3 separate regions of the Homo sapiens genome follow, and all the other regions are linked to region 1. Evidence: read pairs that join two places in POLR2A ChIA-PET (ENCODE). Cell type or tissue: HepG2. All regions are shown on one strand. Region 1 overlaps LINC02413 (long intergenic non-protein coding RNA 2413). Region 2 overlaps LOC643339 (a long non-coding RNA gene). Region 3 overlaps LOC643339 (a long non-coding RNA gene).

What was found. ChIA-PET counts read pairs that join two places held together with the same protein. Peaks named below come from ENCODE experiments on the same cell type or tissue, not always from the same donor. Only the 100,000 strongest peaks of a DNase experiment are listed, where the experiment ranks them.
Region 2: POLR2A ChIA-PET joins it to region 1 with 13 read pairs; 5 of 35 experiments call an interaction of 5 or more read pairs at or near these places.
Region 3: POLR2A ChIA-PET joins it to region 1 with 22 read pairs; 5 of 35 experiments call an interaction of 5 or more read pairs at or near these places.

Annotation. Positions count from the first base shown.
Region 1 is chr12:93,014,942-93,017,441 of GRCh38, forward strand. The region is part of intron 3 of LINC02413 (long intergenic non-protein coding RNA 2413); the gene reads left to right. The region is part of intron 3 of LOC643339 (a long non-coding RNA gene); the gene reads right to left. Among named protein-coding and RNA genes, the nearest start is that of LINC02413, 25 kb to the left of the region's middle. In HepG2, a CTCF peak has its summit at 2,176; DNase peaks (open chromatin) are centred at 1,240 and 2,200.
Region 2 is chr12:93,121,636-93,124,135 of GRCh38, forward strand. The region is part of intron 3 of LOC643339 (a long non-coding RNA gene); the gene reads right to left. It also overlaps the pseudogene NACAP8. Among named protein-coding and RNA genes, the nearest start is that of LINC02412, 51 kb to the right of the region's middle. In HepG2, no CTCF peak of the experiment used is centred here; DNase peaks (open chromatin) are centred at 656 and 1,176; H3K4me3 peaks cover 1,175 bases.
Region 3 is chr12:93,126,417-93,128,916 of GRCh38, forward strand. The region is part of intron 3 of LOC643339 (a long non-coding RNA gene); the gene reads right to left. Among named protein-coding and RNA genes, the nearest start is that of LINC02412, 47 kb to the right of the region's middle. In HepG2, CTCF peaks have their summits at 1,411 and 1,710; a DNase peak (open chromatin) is centred at 1,465; H3K4me3 peaks cover 446 bases.

The DNA.
Region 1 (2,500 bases):
GGCCTGAAAGTCAAGAGTGGAAGTTCTAAGAGTCCTCAGAGAAAAAGAGGGTGAGCTGATGTTCAGGCCTCTAACTGAGATAATTATGTGAAAGCACTTTGCTTATTTATTTATTTGTTTATTTGTTTTGAGACAGGGTCTCGCTCTGTTGCCCAGGCTGGATTGCAGTGGCATGATCTCGGCTCACTGCAGCCTCCGGCTCCCCAGTTCCAGTGATTATCCTGCCTCAGCCTCCCAAGCAGCTGGGATTACAGGCATGCGCCACCACACAGCTAATTTTTTGTATTTTTAGTAGAGATTGGGTTTCACTACGTTGGCCAGGCTGGCCTCAAACTCCTGACCTCAGGCGATCTGCCTATCTCAACCTCCCAAAGTGCTAGGATTATAGGCCTGAGCCACTCCACTGCCTAAGCACTTCATTTATAAAGCTGTGTCTTAAAAAGCTGGAAATCACTAGCTATTGTTAGGTGGTGAAAGGCATTACACAAAGCAAATTAATATGTTTGATACTTGTTGTCCAGAAATTATATATTTATGATTATATCTACACACACGATAATATTAAAAAATATCCATTGTTGCTGGGAGCAGTGGCTCACTGCTATAGTCCCAGCTATTCTGGAGGCTGAGGATGGAGAATTGCTTGAGTCCCGGAGTTGGAGGTTACAGTGAGCTATGATCATGTCACTGCACTCCAGTTGGGGTGACAGAACAAGACCCTGTCTCTAAAAAATAAAAATAAAAAAATCCATTGGCCTAGACATAACAATTTCATGGTTAGTTATATAGACAAATATATAAATACACACATACACGTTAGCCAAAAATGGTAAGTTCAAGCAGCTGTAAAATAAAATGCAATCGGACATTTTACAGCTTGTATTTTAAGGTCCTGGCTCAGTTCAATCTGTCTTCTCACTGGTTCCTGCTTCTCTCTTCTTTGTTCTACTTCTATTTCTCACCATGTTTTGACAGGTGAGGTTGTTCATGCAAAGGGATCCAACAAAAATACAGGAATGCCACCTTTGCCTCCTCAACCAGGACAGAGCAACCCTCCCTTTCCTCCTTGCAACAAAGCAGGCAAAACACACATTCTCCTACCGCCCCACCATGAAGCTGAGGCACGAATGGCAGTGATGCTATTGTTTTGCTTGCAGGGAGGGAATTTTCATGCAATCAATAAGTCACCTGCCCTCTTTGCCCAGGATCAGCTCTCCACCCAAACCCCTGTGAGCTTCAGTGGTAGAATACTTCAAGCTTCAGCCAGCACAAACATGTCACAGCAAGAGGGACAGCGATTGTATTTGCACACACAATTTGTTTAAGTACAGGCTTTATTTGATCCTTAAAAAAAAAGAACAGCTTTGGTATTACATTACAACCAAAGGAATTTAGCCTTTAACCTGCAGTTTCCCTATTCTCAGTGATATAAAACCTTTTTCTGATAAGAGGTGAGGCCCAGTGAAATTTTATTCTTTTCCCTCTTTCCCGGAGGTGAGGTAATGAACTAACAACTTAATTAGACCCTGTTTTATACCAACTAAAATAATAGAAGGGAGTCTTTGGTAACATGGCAAAAAAAAAAAAAAACAAAAAAAAAACCCCAGGAACATCAGGCATCATAATACAGAGAATATATGATTAGAATTAATCAGGATATGGAAAGATATGTTTATCCTGTAGATACTTCACCCTGAAGCCATACCATTTTTATTTCCCCTCCATTGGGCATAATGGAAGGGACTTGAACCCTCTGCAATGGACTGAATATGCATTCCCCTGAAATTCATATGTTGGAGTTCTAATTCCCAAGGTGATGATATTAGGAATGGGGCCTCTGGGAGGTCGTTAGAGTTAGATGAAGTCCGGAGGGTGGAACCTTCATCATGGGATTAGTGCCCCATATAACAGGCCTCAGAGAGATCCCCTGCTTCTTCTAGCATGTGAGGTTACAGTGAGAAAACGACTGGCTATGAGGAAGCAGGCCCTCACCAGACACTAAATCTGTCAATACCTTAATTTTGGACTTCCCAGCCTCCAGAACTGTGAGAAATAAATTTCTGTGTTTATAATCTACCCAGTCTATGGCATTTTGTGATAACAGCCTGAAGGGACTATGACATTATTCCCCACTGCCCAGCTCCACTGAGAGCTTGAGAGCTAGGACTCTAGAGGACACCCGAGAGAGAGAGGCTGGCTGGAGAACAAAGGGAGATAGGCTTTTTTTTTTTTTTTTTTTTTTTTTTAACAAAGGCCTTCTTGTTGCTCACAAAGGAGGAGGATTCTCATAGACTAATTTCCACCAATGGAAAAAAATAAGAGCAGCTTTGCCCCATCCTCTGAACCCAGTGTCTCTCCAATCATCACACAGCAAGGTTTTTTGTTTTTGTTTTTGTTTTTCAGGTAATGGTCTGTGTATTTGTTTTCTATGCTGTGTGACAAACTACCACACGCTTAACAGCTTAAAGCAACACATGCTTATTATCTCACATGCTCTTTG
Region 2 (2,500 bases), 110 kb after region 1:
AGTCCTACTGTTTGTAAGTGTCTAGTAAGTGGCTGTCTGCCCTCAACCTCCTCTTATTGCTTGTCCTAAGCCAGGATTCATTAAATCAGTCTAGTTTTACTTTCCATTACCTGATTTTATAAATGTTTAAACTTAGTCCCAGAGAAATTAAAAGACTTGACTAAAGTCTTTAGTATTCAGTAGCAGAGGAGAGATTTCTAACATAAAAAGATCTTCCAAGTTTTACTACAGGGCTTGTAATAAAACCATTACAAAGAAAAAGAATTATTGCAAACTTGCCTACCAACATGTGATAAGCACTTTTGTTCTGAGCCGTGATTGTCCTTACCTTAAGAGAAACATAGTACAAAAAAGGTGACTGGCTCTGGCTGTCCTCTTATCGAGAGTGGGCAATGGAGGGGCTTTGTACAATTCTTGCATTCTCAGCATCTAGCATAGTGCCTGGCAAACAGTCATTACTCAATAAATGTTTGCTGAATGAATATTATATATAACTCAATATTCCCTGGACACAAAAAAATAGCTCTTTTCCCCCTTCACATTGTGGAGAGAACACTAATGAACAGATTGACTTTGTTTTTTCTGCCAACTCACATCATTCCAAGTTTTATTTGCGTTTGTAATACAGATGCATACAAGTGGACTCATCATCCATCATCTCGTCTGAGCTAACCACCATGACATCATTACCAATCCCCAGATACCAAGGCCAGATCTTCTAGATCAGTCTCTCTACATATGTGTATTGCTTTTTCCTTTGCATTACTTATTTCCTTTTTGTACTATAGCTGATATTCCAGGAGCTGACTCCTGGACCCTCTTTGCCCCCAGTGACTTTCAAGGTGCAAGATTCTGTTGCCTCTCTTTTGCTGATAGATGTTGCTGAAAGGCCTGTGTGGAAACTTACAAAATCAAATGAGTTTTCTTCTCCTCCCCTTCTGTTAAATTCTAACTCACCATCCCTCACCCATACCTGAAGCCCAGCTCTCTCCCGCAGGCAGTCTCTGCCAGCCAGGCCAGGCCTGAGCTTGTTCTCTGCGTGTCTGAAGCAGGGAGTCCTAAAAGGAAATATTGCTCTCATTCCAAAGTTGCTTCATCTTCATGGGCAAAGAAAAAAAAAAAAGCAGAGGAAGGTAAATGCAGCAACTCTGAGAAATTCTTAGTTGATTATTTACTGTTGCTTAACCTTCAAAAGATTCCACTGTAGAAAGGGAGGGCCGGTATTCATACAGTTCCTAGCCCAGGTAACTTCTCTTTCCTAGACCTGCTAGTCCAGTTAGCTTGAGCTCATTTGCAAGGAGGCCAATTCTGTGACCCCTTTCGTTTCCCAGAATGCCTCACAGTGGACACTCAAAGCAGTCGACTTGCTAACAAGGCTAAAGGAGTTAGGTTTTACATCATTCCTGAATTATTGATGTGCTTTGCAAATTAGCTTTTCCTGTGCACATGACTCTCCTTAGCTAATCTTTACAACATATAAGACAGTTGTCAAAACTGTTTTGAAATATGATTCTGGGGTTTCAGAGTACCGTTTCACGGGACTTGAGTTTTCAGAACAAATCTCTGTGCAGAGATAGGAACTATTCTGCTTAATAAGTATTATTATTATTAATTATCTGAAGCAATTACTCAAAATACCTAAATGCAATTTGCAAAGTAGTCAGGTAATAACACCATGTAGAAGTTCATGTTAAGAGCTACCATTTCAATGAATGTAGGGAACACTATCCACTTTTCTCAGAGTCCTTAGAAAAATATAGTAAGTGAAAATAAAGGCCGGGCATGGTGGTTCATGCCTGCAATCCAGGCACTTTGGGAGGCCGAGGCGGGCGGCCTTATTTGAGGTCAGGAGTTTGAGACCAGCCTGGCCAACATGGTGAAACCCCACCTCTATTAAAAATACAAAAATTAGGGCTGGGTGCAGTGGCTCATGCCTGTAATCCCAGCACTTTGGGAGGCCGAGGCGGGCGGATCACTTGAGGTCAGGAATTCGAGACCAGCCAGGCTAACATGGTGAAACCCTGTCTCCACCAAAAATACAAAAAAATTAGCCAGGCATGGTGGTACACACCTGTAATCCCAGCTACTCGGGAGGCTGAGGCAGAATTGCTTGAAGCTGGGAGGTGGAGGTTGCAGTGAGCCAAGATCACACCACTGCACTCCAGCCTGGGCAACAGAGCAAGACTCCATCTCAAAAAAAAATAAATAAAAAAAAAAGTAGAATGGTTTATTACACATAAGAGGCAAAGGCAAAATGACACATGGTATACAGACTGAACCAAAATATCAAAAATAACAATGCACTCTTTTCTTTTTTTCATCCAACAAGAAGCCATAACTTTATTTATGATAGAAGCAGTACAAATTTCAAACCAAGCTGCAGTCACTCATTTGAGACACCAATAAAAGTTGCTTTCAGATGGTTACACTGTTAATTCCATAATAGCATTTACAATATTATTACTTTGTTCTTCCAGGCTCCAACTGCCTTTGCTCTGGA
Region 3 (2,500 bases), 110 kb after region 1:
ACCACATGCCTATATCAGAACATCACATGTACCCCTGCCATGAATACATACATGTATTATGTACCCATAATAATCAAAAATTAAAAATAAAAACTTACACTATTTCTCCCCAGAACCTTCTCCTACCTTTGTAGGAATATAGGATTATCTTCCAGGATGTCAATAGCTCTGGCCAGTGGGGACCAGACTGATGAGAAGCAGCTGGTTTAGGAAACTGATGTTGGAAAGCTCATGGCCTCTCATAACTCAGTCATCTGTGGCCTGATCAATGTCACTAAAGCATGGTTTGTACTCTGTGGTATGTCCTAGAATAAAGGTAGGGAACAATGGAGGAAAACAGGCCTGAATTAAAATGTTCTCCATGTCTCTCTCGAAAAATTCCAACTTGGAAGTCCCTTTTGCCTGATAGTGACTGCTTACAGTTCCTACCCAATGTAAACTACAGTTCCATGTTTTTCCCCCTGGCTCTTAACTGGCTGAACTTGGGATGTTTTATAAGTGTCTGTCTGTACTTCCTATGACAGCCAATCACATCCAACCTATCCTCAGGTCCCTTCCCCAAATTAACTCTGTGGTCCACTGACTTCCAAAAGTAGGGTCAAAATTATTTTTCTAAGATTAAGCCTTAATAACGTCACTTATATGTTTCATCTTTTCCTGGATGGCTACTGGGCAAAAATATCTTCATGCAGGTGCTGATAACAGTAAACACATCATATATCTTCAGCCTGGGGTTTAAACACATTCATTTCTGGGTTTGTCATATGTTCTCTCGCTATTTATACTGCTTTGGGTCAGCTACTTGATACTTAATAAAATTTGCCTCCAAGCTGTCCTGCAGGGAAAATGACCTATCTGGGGGGAATGCTGTTCCAACTCTATAACCTCTGATGATTGCCCAATAGTCCTCCAAAAAGGTTGCAGGGCAGGAGCAAGGGAAGGTCCATGCCACTTCCTGGCATTTAATGGCAACAAGTGCTTTAGTGTAAGTATAATTATATCCCCTGCTTTCAGGAGGCCTTTCCAGCCAACCTCTCGGACACGGGAGCAACTGTAGATGGCATGAGCAATGTGGAAATTCGGCTTCTGCTCAAGGTCAGAACAAGCCGTTCACCAGCGTTGATTTTACCAACCTTTCGGTTATTTTGGAAAGCCGAAAGAGAACGCAACAGAGGCAAGAATGGATCTATGGGATGGAAATAAGGAGCCATTTATAACCCAAAATGAGACTGCCAGGAAAAACAAACACACAGAAAAGTACATTTTATCAGAGGCTTGGGCTGCCCAGGGCTATTGGGGTACAAAGTACTGCGTGTTCAGCTCCCTGGGCCAAGAGCTACAGTAAGTCAGGCCCCCCTGCAAAGCTCCTCTCCTGTCAGCCCCATCAAGCAGCCTTAGCCACCTGGCGGAGACAAGCTTTAGTGTTTTTAAAGTGTGTGCTGCGTGAATGTTTCACATTTTTGGTAAAGATGTGGGGTCATGTTGCAACACTTAAGTGCTTCTGCGTAAACCTTGCGCAATTCCGACAGGCACTGGGTTCCTAGCATCAGTGGCATCCTCTGCTCACATACGGCTTATGTAATGTGTGATCAGGCCCCCCAGGTTTCTCCTTGTAGCCTTTGAAAAAAATTTCAGGCTCTGAACTTGGCCCTGGTTTCCGGCAGTTCTTTGCTCCGAAGGTGCGTGGAATGGCTCAGCTGTCAGCACCTGCTGGTGAGATACAGAAAAGTGCCACGGGTTGATCTTTCTCTGGCACCAGTACACAGGAGGCTGGCGATGCTCCCCAGATGGGCTTGGCCCGCCCTGAGGCACCCTATAGGGAAGGAGAGTGAGGGCGGTTCATCTAAGGAAGAGTAGGTCGGAGGATTGAACGGGGGCTGCTACCAATAGGTAACAAACATGAAAAGGATTTCCCCAAAGCAAAACTTTCTAGCCAGAGCAGCAGCACAGTGAATGGTTTACTCACAGCTCCTTTGTCTGCTGATGGGAGATTTGGCACTGTGCTTGCCTCTTGGGCTTACCTGAGCAAAGTTACACAGTAGGTCAAGTGTTTGATGCCTTCTCACCTCCAGTCACTGTGCTGGCGCCCGCCTCCGTGCCTGGCTTCTGTTTCCATCCAGACTTCCATCCATTCAACAAAGCTTTCGAGCACCTGCTCTATGCCAGGTGCTGTGCCAAGTGCTGGGCACCAGGCAGGGCTTTCTCAACACCTGGTGGCCCCCTGTGGTGCGCTGGACCAGTCCTAACACAGGCCTCCTCTCCAGTGTCACTCTCGGCCCCACCATTTCCCAAAATTATCCCTCCCTGCATTCACTTCCTATGACTCTTGTCCTTTCTTCAACCTTAGGGATGGGACTATTTCTTTACAGTTTTTATCATAGAAATCCAACAAATTTTATTTTTATAAAAGAATTGTTCTTGGTAGTCACAGATTTCTCTCTGTGGAATCTGAGTTTCTGCAGATTAAAAAGTGATGATGTGAGCTGGGCGCTGCAGGTGG